2 separate regions of the Homo sapiens genome follow, and region 2 is linked to region 1. A link is a loop called in an ENCODE intact Hi-C map of the cell type or tissue named here. Cell type or tissue: heart right ventricle. All regions are shown on one strand.

Region 1 (8,000 bases):
TGGAATGTGTTTTAGTGGTATTTGGAGACCTGCTGAAAGGAAGGAGATGCTTAAATTTGTTTACGTAAAAAATGTGCTTGCTTTGTTTTTTGTGAAATAAATTGAGAACTTCAGACACATTGCTCAAGGCCCTGGGCCTGTCCAGTTAGAATGCTAAGATCCACTCAATGTTAGCTTATGGTTTTCTTTTGCATGAACATGGATAAGATAGTAAGATAATGTGGATATGGGTAGGAAATATTCTAACAAACTACTGATAAGAGTATTACATGCCTGTGAGTGTGGCATAGGGCGGTTAGACTTTTTCCTTACTTGTTGAACCTAATACGAGACCCCACTAGAGTGTTTTATTTTTACTTTAACGAATTTGAAGTATCACATAAGGCTAGGAAGGCATTCAAAATACATTTCTAGCCTGACAAGAAACTTAGAGTGACTGTAATATACATAGATTAATTCAACCAATGTTCCAAGTGCTTATCATTCACTTCCACCCTGCAAGCATTGATTGAGCTCCCAGTTTGTCCAAAGCACTGTTATGAGCAAAGCAGACGTGGACAAAATGATTCAAAGGTTTGTGACCAGTAGCAGCAATCAGTGAAGAAACACCATCACTAGAATGTACTTGTGAAGGTATTGGAGGCCACTGCATGGCAAGAAAGATACAGCTGGAGAGGGCCTTGTATGGCACACTCAGCTGCAGAGACGGGTCTGTAGGTGCTCAGGAGTTACTGGGAAAGGCTGTGTATTTTCAGAGCCAGTGACCCCTCTGTGGATGCAGTAGACTCTTGGTTGATCAGGCTGGGCAGTTTGGGCCAATCTAAGTAAGGAGGAGGATCTTAGAAATTGTGATCGTTAACTGGAGCATCGTCTTGTGCCTGAAAGGACCTTTTTTTATTTTATTAACCAAAAAAACCACAGGTACAGTAAATTACCTGTCTCAATTACAGAATTTTCTGTAGTGCCTTTATGTTAGAGATGAGATTTCATTGTAGAATGCTTTATTTGCAACATGGACACTTCCCTGTAAGTTTCTATTGTTTTTGTTCATTCAAACTAGGAAATTAAGCAGTTATTCAAGATGTTCAAGATGCTCCTTCATTTATTTAGGGTTATCTGTTGTTTTTTTTTTTTTAAGTATATGCATTGTTTCATTGTTTACTTTTAGGGAAAAAGAAATAGTGGTTTCAGACAGTGCTTCTTCGGGAGCCAGAAGCACTGCAAGTTGACAAAGCTTTGTCCGGCAATGGGGTACACATTCAGGCTGGCCGCTCGAAACGACATTGGTACCAGGTATGACGTTTCCTTGTCCTCTTGCCCTTCAGCCTTTGGATGGTGATCCTGAGCCTTCTTTTACATAGCTGGAAGGCATGAGGAAGCCTGCTGCCTCCACACTAAATCAACTGGAGGTTTTCCAAGAGGGAATCCTAATCAGAGGAGAGAAGGCCTCCTTTAAGCTGGTGAATGTCACTATGGCCTCTGCAGTCTTGCAAGCTGTATTGCGAAGGCCCCACTAGGGGTCTCTAAGAACCAAGGTGAAGGTAGCAGTACAGATCTTGAAAGGAATTCCTCTTGGAGCTTTAATTTTTTAGATCACATGCCTTTTTCTTTTATCACTTTAGCAAGCTCTTCATTCACTTGCCTTTTTTCAATTATGTGAGTGTTTCCTGGTACAAAGAAAGAGATGCTGGGCCAGCCATTGTTGTCAAGCCCAGGGCAGATACGGAATTGGAGAAAACCTGGACTGTCTTAGAGGCCTCTGCAGGCCTCTAGGCTGTATGAGAAAGGCGAGAACGGGTGTACTGTAAGGTATCAATTGATTAAAGAGGCTTTGAAAAGGCCATGTTTCAGTTGCACTTGGGGGGTAACTCTTCATTAAGGGAAAAATCTTTTTCTTTCATCACTGCTTGTTGAAATCTTCTTAAAGGTTTTGCACATCGGTGGTCCCCAACCCTCTTTCCAACCTAAAGAACCTCTTTTTAACATCACAAAGTTTTACAGACCTGCCTCCACCACCATGGTAGCCATTACAGCTTCAGAGTTCACTGGTTGAAAAAATACCGACACAAAGCCCTTTATGGCTCAAGAATTTTTAAATGAATTGGAAGCATCCACAAACTTTTGAAAAACAGCACTGTATATATTGTAAAACATTATTTCATCAACAAATATTTGTTGCTCACATTGATTTGAAGGCTCCTTGACCCGTAACTTGATAAACATTGCCTTGTGCTATACCTTCTTTCCAGTGCTTTTGAGGGGGGAAAATGAATTCTTAAGTACAATTGTCCTTTGGTTTCCACAGGGGATTGGTTTCAGGACTTCCCCCACCTCCCTGCCATGAATACCAAAATCTATGGATGCCCCAGTCACTGATATAAAATGGCATAGTCTTTGCATATAACCTACACACATCCTTCTCTCCTTAAATCTTCTCTAACTTGCTTATAATATCCAATATAATGCCCACACGTCACTTCATTCACGTGGACTCAAGATGCAGAACCCAAGGATACAGAAGGCCAACTGTATATTGTCCTGTGACTTGGTGTGTGTGTCTAGTAGAAGATCATGGGGTGGGGGGATGGGGAAGCTGAAGGTGGTTATAGGGAATATCACACACAGCATCCTTACCTGGCTTTGCTTACTCTACCTGCTAGGCTGAGTTGGGTAGTGTGCAGGCTGAGCCTTCCTCTTTTAAAATGCCAAGCCTCTTCACATGCTTCTAACTGTGTGCCTCACTTTCTTTCTCTACAGTGGTTATAGCCAAGAGGTGGTGTGCTACACATTAGGAAATATCCCTCAGATGCCTTCTGCACCAAGGCTGGTTCGAGCTGGCATCACATGGGTCACGTTGCAGTGGAGTAAGCCAGAAGGCTGTTCACCCGAGGAAGTGATCACCTACACCTTGGAAATTCAGGAGGATGAAAATGTGAGTTTTACAGATTTTATACTTCTCTGTGTTTTGTACGAGTCAGTATTATTATAGCTACAGGGCACCATGAAATTAGATTAACTGCATCAGTTCAAAGCCAAACTCTTAATTTCTGCCTCTGTCACCACCACTACCAACACCGGCCTGTTCTTTCCCATCTCTGTAAATGACATTTCCATCCTTTCAGCTGGGGAAGCAAAAACTCTTGGAGTCATCCTTGATCCTATATATAATCAGAAAATCCTTTTGAATCTTCCTTAGAAATTATTTAGAAATTAACCATTTTTATCTCCACAGCTACTATCCTTTTATGAGCCACTCATCTCACCTGTGGATTATTGCAATAACATAATATTGTTATTGGATTATAGCCTCTTAATATTCCTAACTTCATCCTTACTAGGCTTCAGTCTGTTCTCCATACAGAGCCTGGGTGGAGAACATCATCTTGTAAAATACAAATAGATCATGTCAGCACCCTGCTCAGAATCCTTCCTGTCTCAGTGCCTTCCCCTCTTTTTCAGAGTAAAATCCCTAGAGCTCTTACAATGCCCACAAGGTCCTGTGTGATTGGGCTCTCCATTACTGTCCTCGTTGCTTCCACTCACTGTAGTCTTATTAGCCTCTAGTCTGTTCTTTTTGTTTTGTTTTGTTTTTGAGATGGAGTCTTGCTCTGTCACCCAGGCTGGAGTGCAGTGGCGCGATGTTGGCTCACCTCAAGCTCCGCCTCCCAAGTTCATGCCATTCTTCTGCCTCAGTTTCCCAAGTAGCTGGGACTACAGGCGCCCGCCACCACACCCGGCTAATTTTTTTTTGTATTTTTAGTAGAGATGGGGTTTCACCATGTTAGCCAGGATGGTCTCCATCTCCTAACCTCATGATCTGCCCTCCTCAGCCTCCCAAAGTGCTGGGATTACAGGTGTGAGCCACCGCACCCAGCCAGCCTCTAGTCAGTTCTTTAAACACACCGTGTGTGCTGTGGCCTCAAAGCCTTTTCAGTTCTGCCTTCTGGCCAGAATGCCCTTCCAGATGTCTTTGACTCCCTTCCCTCATTTTCTTCAAGTCTGTTCTCATATGTCATTTCTTTGGGCAGTCCTTCCCTGATCACACTGTAGAACAGCACCACCCAATAGAACTTTCTGCAGTGATGGAAATATTTTATAATTTGTGCCATCCAGTATGGTGGCACCTATACACATACAACTCTCGAGCACCTGACATATGCATGTTGGCCTATAGTATGGAGGGTTTGTGCTTGTTTGTTTGTTTTGAGATGTAGTTTCGCCTTGTTGTCCAGGCTGGAGTGCGGTGGTGCAATCTTGGCCCTCTGCAACCTCTGCCTCCCAGGTTCAAGTGATTCTCCTGCCTCAGCCTCCCGAGTAGCTGGGATTATAGGCACGCAGCTCCACGCCTGGCTAATTTTGTATTTTTAGTAGAGACGGGGTTTCTCCATGTTGGTCAGGCTGGTCTCGAACTCCCAACCTCAGGTGATCTGCCCACCTCAGCCTCCCAAAGTGCTGGGATTACAGTTGTGAGCCACCAAGCTCAGCCAGTACTGAGTTTTTAATTGTAATAAACTTAAATTCAAAGAGCCACATATGGCTACCATATTTACCTCCAGCAGCTGTAGAAAGCCCTCACCAGTTCCACCACTGTATCCTCCTACCTAGCTTTAGTTTTTGTCATAGCACTTAACACCATGTGACATACATAGCAGCTTTTCTGTATTGTCTTCTCCCACTGGAATGTGAGCTTCTTGTGGGCAAGGCCTTTTCTGTTCTTGGGCAGTGCTGAATCCTTAGAGCCTAGAGGACAGCCCAACACAGAGAAGGTACTAAGTAGTATTTTGATGAGTGAATGATAGAATGATAGAGATAGAACTATTGAATGAGTTCCCTGAGTTCAACTTTTAGTGGAATGTTTGCCCTCCTAAAGGATTGTGCCCTTTCCCATCTAAGCTGTCCTTTCTCCCATGGCCAGAAGAGGGCACTGTGTGGTCAGGAAGCTCAGCCACACTTTACTGCATAGCACATTGCAGTTTGATAGTAAAGACCTCGGTGCAAAGGGCTTTTTTCATGACAACATTAAAAATGTTAAATGTATTTTCAAAAGTTGCTTAACTCCTTTGTCACAATAAATTTGACCAGACCCAGGAGAAATTACAGTGTGATGGAGATAAATTTTTATTTAAAGCTCAAGTGCTATCCACAATACTCTGGGCTTCTGATTTTTCTCTTTTGCGGTAGCTGCCAGACCTCTGGCCAGTTGCTGGTGATGGTAGGGAAAGGCAGTATAAAAATCCTGTATTCAAAGGTATTTAATGCCCAGAATTTTTTATACTGATGTTTCTTCCTGGCTTTGCCTTTTCAGGATAACCTTTTCCACCCAAAATACACTGGAGAGGATTTAACCTGTACTGTGAAAAATCTCAAAAGAAGCACACAGTATAAATTCAGGGTGAGTCAGTCATTTTGCTACCTGAACTGCTTAAAAATGAAACTGTTTTCTATTTCACCATTTACCATGTCAGATTGACTCTACAGGTTAAAAAATGAAGTTCACAGCACTTTACATTTTGAAAGTAACATTTATAAAGTGTACAACATGCTTTATTTATTTATTTGAGATGGAGTCTCTATGTCACTCAGGCTGGAGTGCAGTGGCACGATCTCGGCTCACTGCAACCTCTGCCTCCCGGGTTTAAGCAGTTCTCCTGCCTCAGCCTCCCGAGTAGCTGGGACTATAGGCGTGTGCCACTATGCCCGGCTAATTTTTTTTTTTTTTTTTTTTTTTTTTTTGTATTTTTAGTTGAGACGGGGGTTTCACCATGTTGGCCAGGCTGGTCTCAATCTCCTGACCTCGTGATCCACCTGCCTCGGCCTCCCAAAGTGCTGTGATTACAGGCATGAGCCACTGCGCCTGGCCCATGCTTTAATTTTAAAACCAACTTGTGAGCACAAAAATTGTCATCATGTGCTGTAATAAATTGCATTTACAGCATGGCCAAATGCCCTTGCCTGGGAAGAGACACACCAGGTGCTGGAGTGCACCTGTCACTTACCTGCACTCCATACCTTTTTCCTTTCGAGCAGTCTCTTTGCTCTTCACTTTCCTTTGCTCTTCTGCCCATTTATTTTTCCTCACTTGCTTGTAATTTTCTCTTCCATGACCCACCCCCTCCCTACCTGGGCTGTCTTTGGTCATTAACAGCCACCATTAATGTTACTATAGGACTATGTGTAGTAGCCAAAAAAGTGAATATGACTTTACGATCACTAAGAGATCAAAACGATATTCTGCAGCACTGTATTTTCTAGTATGACAAGTGTGCGTTTTGGAAGATAAGATTGTCTTCTGATTCCACACATTCTTCTCTAAGTCAGGGACCAAATGCTATTATTTGGCACATAGCAATCACTCAATAAATAGTTGCCAAATTATCAAGTGCAGTGTGTGACTATTTGAGGGAAATGATAATTTTTAACATATTTTTTAAAACCCTTATTATCGATGCTGGCTATGAGAACATAGCTATACTGCTAACGTTTCTCCACAAGGTGGCATTGCCCTACGCTTTAAAAAGTGGGGCTATTTTTATGTCCCCCCCCCCACCCCCATATTTTCCTTTCACAAAACAATACAAACCAGGTGATGACATACTTGTTTTATCATGTCTTTTTGAAAGGGTAAAAATATCTTTAAAACCCATCTTATCATTTTATTTTTATTTATTTATTTTTTGAGTTGGAGTTTCGCTCTTGTTGCCCAGGCTGGAGTGCAATGGCATGATCTTGGCTCACCGCAACCTCTGCCTCCCAGGTTCAAGGGATTCTCCTGCCTCAGCCTCCCGAGTAGCTGGGATTACAGGCATGTGCCATCACGCCCAGCTAATTTTGTACTTTTAGTAGAGATGGGGTTTCTCCATGTTGGTCAGGCTGGTCTCGAACTCTTGACCTCAGGTGATCCACCCACTTTGGCCTCCCAAAGTGTTAGGATTACAGGCGTGAGCCACTGTGCTGGCTGGTTTTATTTTTAATTGTTAATAACCAACTATACAGTAAATGATTTATAAAATAAATACTGTTAATACTTGAGTTGAAAGAGAAAAAAATGTGTGTGTGTCTGAGTTTATGGGTGCCTTAATCTCACCATGTTAAAAAGTGACCATTAATTTAATGATCCCTGATAACTAAATCATGTTAACGTTTCCTTGGTTGTGTTCTAGCTGACTGCTTCTAATACGGAAGGAAAAAGCTGTCCAAGCGAAGTTCTTGTTTGTACGACGAGTCCTGACAGGCCTGGACCTCCTACCAGACCGCTTGTCAAAGGCCCAGTTACATCTCATGGCTTTAGTGTCAAATGGGGTATGTTTTGCTGCTGCTGCTACTGTTTTTTTTTTTTTTTTCTTTTGATAGATTTTTAAAAAATGATTCATTTTAGTAGTGACAAGCCAAAAAAATTGTGGATGGTATTTGCAGAAGTTTTCTGCATTCGGAATATATGTGTGAGAAACATCCTGAGAATTCTACAAATTGGAATGGACAATTTCATTAAAATGTAATCGTAATGGACAATTAAATTTTAGTGGAAATTAAAATGGATGATTTTTAAGAGTATCTCATTTACTCTATGATTTTCCTGTTTACATATTTTTTTCTCCTATATTTTTAAGGCATGGATTTGAATGTAGTAATCTCTGCATGCATCGTTCATTCTTCAATAGTTCATCCTTAAAAAATTAGCAATACTTAATAGAAAAATTTTGATTTATAAAGTTAATATTGAAAATAAATTTCAAAATTTAGGTTTGTTAAGTAAACTTTAGCATACAGAACATTTAAGTTGCAATGAATTAGGGATAGTTTTGTTTCCATTGGTGTTTGTTGTATAAAGTCTTGAACTTTGGGAAATTTTAACATTAAAGTTCATAAGGAGTTTGAGGTTGTCTGGCAAAAGGATATTGTGCCTCACCTCTGTTGTGTGAATTATTTCAATAAAATGAATACAATTAGAAGGTTGACAATTAATATGTAAAAGTGTTATGCGTATCATTTTTACTAATGTC
Region 2 (8,000 bases), 500 kb before region 1:
TAGAAGAGGTTTTCTACTTTCATTTGCTAAAACCATGAACTTGGATTTGATCCTGGAAGGAGAAAATGTTTTTTGCAATGATATCTATCAGGAGCTTGCTGGTTGGACTGATTGCTATTGATTGACTGCTTACCAAATGTTTTTAAGATGACCTCTAGATATGCTCTCTGGTTTAGTCATCTCATTATAAAATTTGCAGAGTATTAGCTATGAGTGATTATAATCAAATAGACAATAAATTTCTTACAGTCAGGAAACATATGCCTTTTAGGATTTTCATTTCTAGTCCCTCCCTTCCTCCCTCCCTCCCTTCCTCCCTTCCTTCCTTCCTTCCTTTCTTCCTTTCTTCTTTCTTTCTGCAGTGTCAAATAGTGCTAAGCACAATGTAGTAGATGACTGATTGATAGTGATAGTCCCAATCTTTACATAACTGAGGGCCCCCAGGTCAGGCTAAACTATTGCAAATTCAGACAAGACTAAGGAGGTTCTACAGTCAGCTGTATTTGCATGAAGCTGAGAGTCCACTGGGGAAGAAAAATCCTCCCACAGAAGGAAAGTCAAGGCCAGTAGCTGGGTCCAAAGATAATGGGATAGACCATACTGTGACCATCTGCCAAGGACAAGCAACAGCAGGAATCACTGCAGCAGCTGCAGAAGGCATGGGGCCCAGGGCCACCTGGAGGCAGCTGGAGGAAATGAGTGTGGGAGCCTGTGCTGCCCGAAGAGCAGGCTCCTGAGGGAGACATCTCCTGGAACATTCGAGCTGGGACAGAGTCCCGCGGTCCTGCAGCCAGGGTGAAGTAAAGGAAAATAGTGTGGCCTAGAGCACCAGGGTTCTCGTGTGTTTTAAACTATTTTGAAAAACAGTTAGAAGAGAAAACTGGTGTACATCCTTCAAAGGGCACACTCCCGTATCTTTCCTCATGAGGAAAAGCTGGTAAAAGTAATACCTCCTCTGTGCTTTCAGAGTGTCTACTGTTGACAAACACCATGTTTAGGTTAGAAAGAGTCTACTGATTTTTCATTCCAGAGTTACACTCATATGTTAAAAATAAAGGCTTTTATTCACTAAATTTGCACCAAAAATTATACAAATCTTTCTTCTAAGAAAACAGAGCATAAGGTTTTCCTAACTGAAATAATTATGTTTTTCAAAAACCAACTATAGAAATTATTCCTCACCACATGTTCTCACTCATATGTGGAAGCTAAAAAAAGTTGATCTCATAGAAGTAGAAAGTAGAACAGAGGATACTAGAGGCTGGGAAGGATGGGGGATGGGGGAGGGAATAGGGAGAGGCTTATTAAAGGATGCAGTATTATAGCTAGAGAGGAGGAATAAGTTCCAGTGTTCTATACCACTACAGAATAACTCTGGTTAACAATAATAGATTATATATTTTTAAATAGTTAGAAAGAAGATATTGAATGTTCCCAATATAAAGAAATGATGTTTGAGATGATGATTACGCAAATTAACCTGATATGATCACAATAGATTTTACATTTTGAAACACCACTATGTTTCCCATAAAAATGTACAATAATTATATGTCGATTTTTCAAAATGGCATTAAATCTATGTTGTAAATGCTTCTCAGATTTGATCAATGTGTATGTGCTCTTTGAAATGTCTTTAATTAAAAAAAAAAAAAAAGGGCCGGGCGCAGTGGCTCACACCTGTAATCCCAGCACTTTGGGAGGCCGAGGTGGGCAGATCACGAGGTCAGGAGATCAAGACCATCCTGGCCAACATGGTGAAAACCCCCTCTCTACTAAAAATACAAAAAAAAAAAAAATTTAGCCAGGCGTGTTGGCATATGCCTGTAGTCCCAGCTACTCAGGAGGCTGAGACAGGAGAATTACTCGAACCTGGGAGGCAGAGGTTGCAGTGAGCCAAGATCGCGCCACGGCACTCCAGGGCAACAGCGCGAGACTCTGTCTCAAAAAAAAAAAAAAAGAAAGAAAAAGAAAAAGAAAAGATTGTCTTCTCTAGCCCAGAATTAACAAGAAAAACTTAAAAAGTTTTTCTGAGAATTTTTATTATTATTAATACATAAAATGAACTCTTCACAGTGTTTGTGGCTTCATTGGTCATAAGCAAGCATTTATAGTACTTTAATAATGCTAGATTTTAATATGCTTTTTAGAAGCACCTTGTAATCATATGGTCTGCCCTCATTACTATATTTCTTGATTGGTGAATATTGCGTCTGTACGTCAGTGAGCAATCCTCAGTTTTCAGCTCAGGCGAGCTCCGACCCTGTTGTAGGTATTAAAAGCCTTTGAGTTATCATTGGCCTTAAAGTGCATATAGTTGAGTTTTATAATTTTTTTCTAGTTGTTGTTTTTTTCCTATATGGAGGAAAGAGGAACAAAGGTAAATTGTAGGTGGCCTGAAGTGGATGTCTTCTGAGGATCACAACTTGTATTAAACGGGCATAGCCTGACCTTTGTTACACACAACATGGTCCATTTCCATATTTACAAAATGTGTTTTTAGGAAACATAGTATAATAAAATATGAAATGAGGCAAAAGGGTAGGAATTTGGCTTTCATTTTGCTTTTGGTAGGGAGCTTTTGTCTCAATCTTGGAACAAACTGAAAAACAGGAGTAGTACTTTAACTACATATTTAACTACATATTTAAAAGCATATTTTAATGCTGGAAGTAATGATTAAGCAAGAGCAGGACCCAGATTGATTCGCCTCTTTGGAATTACGTGAATGAAATTTGCTTGGAGGATAAAAGGGGATGGAAAAGATTAGTGGATGACACTAGAAAGGTTTTTTTTTTTAATATAACTTCGGTTAATTGAGTATTAGGAAAAACAAAGGGCAAACATTTGATAATTTATGTATGCATGTCTGTGTGTGTGTGTAAATGGTAAGTCTATTTTCACAGCTCTTACTATTTCTTACCCCCTATACACGTGCCCATAGACTTGCCTGTAAATGATCTGTGTAGGTTTCACCAAAGATGGCAGAAATGTCTTCTTCAGTGTGCTTTCTACACTGTTTCTTACCTTCCTGCCTTTCTGTCATTTACTAAACATTTATTTCCAAACTGGGTTCTTTAAAAAATTACTTCCCTCCTCTACTTTATAGGAAACAGACAATTCACTTGTCATATAAGCACCTCTTACACCAAGTTTACAAGAACATGGATTAGAGTTTTGAGCACTTTTGAAAAGTTTACCATTTTTGATACAGAGCATAACAAAAGAAGGGCAAAAGCTGGGCATGGTGGCTCACGCCTGTAATCCCAGCACTTTGGGAGGCCAAGGTGGCCAGATCATCTGAGGCCAGGAGTTCAAGACCAGCCTGGCCAACATGGTGAAACCCCGTCTCTACTAAAAACACAAACATTAGTTGGGTGTGGTGGCACATGCCTGTAATCCCAGCTACTTGGGAGGCTGAGGCAGGAGAATCGGTTGAACCTAAGAGGTGGAAGGTTGCAGTGAGCCGAGATCACGTCACTGCACTCCAGCCTGGGAGATAGAGTGAGACTCTGTCTCAAAAAAAAAGAAGAGCAAAAATAATGGTGGATACTACTTTACATTATCATCGAGGCTCTGAGTGATGGGGAAAGGAGGACCTATATGGCGAAAGAATATACAGTTCACTCTGTTTTCAAATATCTTAAATATCTTAAGTGAATATGGTATAAAAACCACAAAGCATAGTTTTATCCTCAAAGGACATAAAGGAAATAAAATCTTCAGAAAAGAAGGGCTGTGTTTGTGCTGGGGAGAGAGTTGGGAAGAACACGTTGTGAAAAAAAAAAAAAAAAGGAATACTTCAGCCAAGTACTTCGTTCTTTTAGCCTGAGGCCAAAACTATAAAAATTAGAAGAAACCCTCGCTTTAGGACTAGAATGAAGTGTTTATATTATAGATCCTGGTAGCTAATTCTGCAGGAACATTACTCTAAGCTCCATAAGGTGATGAAGATGCTGCCACTCTGGTCTTCAGTCTTCCACTTTTCTTTCCAGTAAAAACTTAGGACTGTTATTAGCATCATTACTTGATCATTATTGTTACAAATAGTTACTAATAAATAACCAAAACTAAAAAACATATTTAGAAGCAATACACTAGACATTGTTTTGTTACATATATTCAGAAGATTTTAAACTCAGCACTAGATGATGCTAACAAAAGTGACTTGTAGAATTTGAACAATTGTGCTGAGCTTATGCCAAATTTATCCAAATTTAATGAACCAAGTAATGATATTGAGGACTCACATGTAATAGGGGAATTTTTTATCCTTTAAAACCTAAAGGTGAAATGAAAATTTGCCCTCTTCCTAAACTATGAGTTTCTTGGGGCATCACTTATTTATCCCAAAAATTTGGTATTACCACTCAAATTTTGAACAACTGAACTAATCTAAATCATGACTCATCTGTCACTAGATGGGGTTAAAGCATTTTCATCCTCTGTTACCATGGGGAGAGAAAGGTTCTGGATGACTATCCTTTCTCCCACTCAGCATGTGTGGGATTATTAAACCCCAAATAGAACACTGCTAAATGTTTTTTCATATTTTGTTTTTCTATAAACAAACTTTATCTGTGGCCTTGTAGCAGTTAGTCAGTTCCAGGAAACGCACAGCTAACAATGTCATTCCCCCTGTATTGCGCATAATATAAAAAGAGTTTAAGTAAATATTTGAATTAGGACAATTTGAAAAATTTAACTTTGGAGTTCCCTAGCATTTATTGACCACTTCTTTTCAGGATAGCTATTTCAGCTGATTAAACATGTCATACCTGTGCCATTTAAATGAAGCTAGTTCAATGTAACATACTATATAGTAGCAGAGTACGATTTTAGAAACTCAGCATTTGCAAAAGGGAACTCAAATTAGAAGGTTAAGCTCCTGTTGGGTATCAAAGAGAAGCTGGTCTATAAATAGCAGTATAGCAACACCTAGTGCTAAACACAGATATAGCAGAAAGATAATCAGTCACAACAGCCTTATTCAATATTAGGTTAATATTGCAATTGGATGACTTTTTTCTTGGTATTTTAACTGGAATTCTTTTGTGAAATGGCAGACTTGGACTGGCTGGTCTCAAAGGTCCTTGCTGGCTCTGCCTGTGATACTCCAGTTGGGTTATTACTCTGTGCCTTTCATTGTCATTGCCCTACATTCTTTTTAGTCTGTAAGATAAAGGGGTCTTGCAGAGGCCTAGCTTTTATCTTTTATGTCAATCTGCGCTGTGTGGATTGTGTGGAAGAAATGGAAGGGCTTACGTACTAGGAAAATGTGATGTGGAAGTCCCACAAACATCCGTTTCTCGTATCGTGCCACTTTAAGAAAAATAAAAACAAAAACAAAGGCAGGATATCTGGGTTGTTGAAAAGAGAAAATAAATTGTGAGCCTTTCGATACAAAACTGATACCCTCAATCTGCCTTCAGTAGGTGATGTTTAGAGTGTGTGACCTGGCTCCTTATGTCATACGGATGCACTTAGTCGTTCAATTTTCCTGTTTTAGAAAAGACCACATTATCGTCATATGAAACTACAATAGAAACATGAGTTTGCATAGCCAAATTTTTCCAAGTTAAAATGTTAATATCAGTATCTTACTTTTCTACACAATTAGGGGAAAGTATTACCTATGCAAAGAGGTCTGCTGAAAGAGAGAAAAGATTTTAATATGTAGAGATATTAATACATAAAACCACAGGCCAAGCAAAAGATCTATTAAATTAGATAGGTCATCATGAACAGCAACTACTTTAAAAGTCAGCAGTGGATTTAAAAGGTGTTTGTCAGAGCTTTTTCCCAGAGGCAGAAGTTCTTGCCGGACTTCAGGCAGTTAGTCTGCGATGTTGCATCTTCCTCTATTTAACGCAGAGTCATGTGTCAATGTGTCGTGTGCTGACATAGCAAGCCCAAAATAATCTCAGCCATGGGTCACTTCAGTGCAGCTCTCCCATGTATCTACATACAACGCATGTAAATTCACAATGCAGTTTCCAGGTGAGCTAACCTGGAAGATCTTCTTTGTATTTCAGTGTGGATTTTCATAAAGAAGAGGGCTGGAGCAGTTTAAGACCAAAATATTAAATATCGCTTGTTTCTGAGGGAAGGCCTGAGAAGCTAGCTTTCACAGCAAACTGGTCTGTATAAACTAGCAATTGTAGCCTTCGTGCAGTGGCTCATGCCTGTAGCCCCAGCACTTTAGGATGCTGACATAGTAGGATCACTGGAAGCCAGGAGTTCAAGACCAGCCTGGGCACATAGCAAGATCCCATCTATACAAAAAATAAAACTCAAAAAAATTAAAACTAAGTAAACTAACAACTGTGATGATAAGCAGTGGTTTCATTCATTCACTCTCATCCATTCATTCATTCATTAGTTCATTGACTCAACAATACTTTCTGTGCATCTACTATAGACCACAGGCATTGTTTTTGGCTCTGGGATACAGTGGTGAATAAAACAAAGTCCTTGCCTTCATGAAGCTGTTATTCTAATTGGGAAGACACACAGTAAAGACATAAGCCAAGAGCTATGAAGAATAAAGTCAGGTGGTAACGAGGCCATGAAGATCCATAAAGCCAGATAAAGGGATGGAGAGGGGGAGATTGGTAAGGGAAAATCTTTGAGCAGAGATGTGGATGAAGTTGAGACAGTGAACCAAATTGTTTGTACCAACCTTAGCTCACTTTGCTTTTCTACATGTGTTGAAATATACAGAAAATTGAGGCTCATGATATTTTTAACATTGCTTAGAAAACACAGAGCCAGGCACAGTGGCTCACGCCTGTAATCTCAGCACTTTGGGAGGCTGAGGCAGGCGGATCATGAGGTCAGGAGTTTGAGACCAGCCTGACCAACATGGTGAAACCCCATCTCTACTAAAAATACAAAAATTAGTCAGGTGTGGTGTTGCGCACCTGTAATCCCAACTACTCGGGAGGATGAGGCGGCAGGATCACCTGAACCTGGGAGGTGGAGGTTGCAGTGAGCCGAGATCACGCCACTGCACTCCAGCCTGGGTGACAAAGCAAGACTCCATCTCAAAAAAAAAAAAAAAAAAAGAAAAAGGAAAAGAAAGAAAAGAAAAGACAGAGAAAGAACTTTGTTTCATGATCAATCAGAAACTGGTTTACAGAGATATCCTCTGTCTAGTGTTGGCCAGTAGATGGGGATTTGCCTTTTAGGTCTCTGCTACACCAGATCCTTGTTGAATTCTCATTTCTCCATTCCATGTGTACCATAAACTCCATACCTACAAGTGTTACCAGTTTTTCCCCCAGTTTTTCATCCCTTTCCAAGAAGATGGGAAACAAGAGTGATACGACTTTATGTTCCATTGTCCCTTGGCCATCTTGGCATCTGCTGTGTTTGTTGGCCAGTTTTAATTATTTTATGACACAGACAACAGGAGCTGGGCTATGGTCACCAATTTGTTACTCACAGCCTGCTAATTACTTAGCTGGTAGATGCTGGCTCCCAGTTATTGCCTTTTTGTGTTCTGCTGGGGCCAAAGTGAGGCCTCCTTAGAGGAATACTGTCTGAAATCTCTTGAGCAAGAATTCAGCTGGCCAAATCACAGTGTGTGCAGTGCTTATTATGTGCCCACAGCTTGTACCAGATAGAGGGGAACACAAGTTGGCATGTCGACTCTAACAGATAAAGTCTCTTTGGGACAGGCAATCTGGTCACATAGGTATTTTTGCTCCTTTGGGATTTATTTTAAGTCACGGAATGGTAGAGACAGAAGGAGTCTTGGAAATTATCCAGTCCAACCTCCACATTTTGCTGAGAAGGACCGAGATTACGGGAGGCTTAAATTTACTCCAGGTCATACAGCCCTAGTTTCTTTCTATTGCAGCAGGTTGTTCCTTGTCCTATTCGGGAACCTTGCATATGACAACCATTCCAGTCCATCTCCACATCAATGGCAACAGCCCACTCATACAGCACTGGAAAACAGAAAACTATGCACAGAAACACTCTAGATAGATATT

What was found. Peaks named below come from ENCODE experiments on the same cell type or tissue, not always from the same donor. Only the 100,000 strongest peaks of a DNase experiment are listed, where the experiment ranks them.
Region 2: it touches region 1 in a loop (4-fold over the local background); 27 of 110 quality-filtered maps call a loop at or near these places.

Annotation. Positions count from the first base shown.
Region 1 is chr3:172,327,784-172,335,783 of GRCh38, forward strand. It overlaps FNDC3B (fibronectin type III domain containing 3B), which reads left to right. Exons shown (of 26, transcript NM_022763.4): 12 at 1,169-1,293; 13 at 2,758-2,932; 14 at 5,306-5,392; 15 at 7,161-7,299. Among named protein-coding and RNA genes, the nearest start is that of GHSR, 120 kb to the right of the region's middle. In heart right ventricle, CTCF peaks have their summits at 4,919 (motif pointing right) and 6,477 (motif pointing right); a DNase peak (open chromatin) is centred at 4,928; H3K27ac peaks cover 2,329 bases.
Region 2 is chr3:171,829,445-171,837,444 of GRCh38, forward strand. No RefSeq gene overlaps it. Among named protein-coding and RNA genes, the nearest start is that of TMEM212, 9.9 kb to the right of the region's middle. In heart right ventricle, CTCF peaks have their summits at 686 (motif pointing left) and 4,945; DNase peaks (open chromatin) are centred at 677 and 7,561; H3K27ac peaks cover 7,473 bases.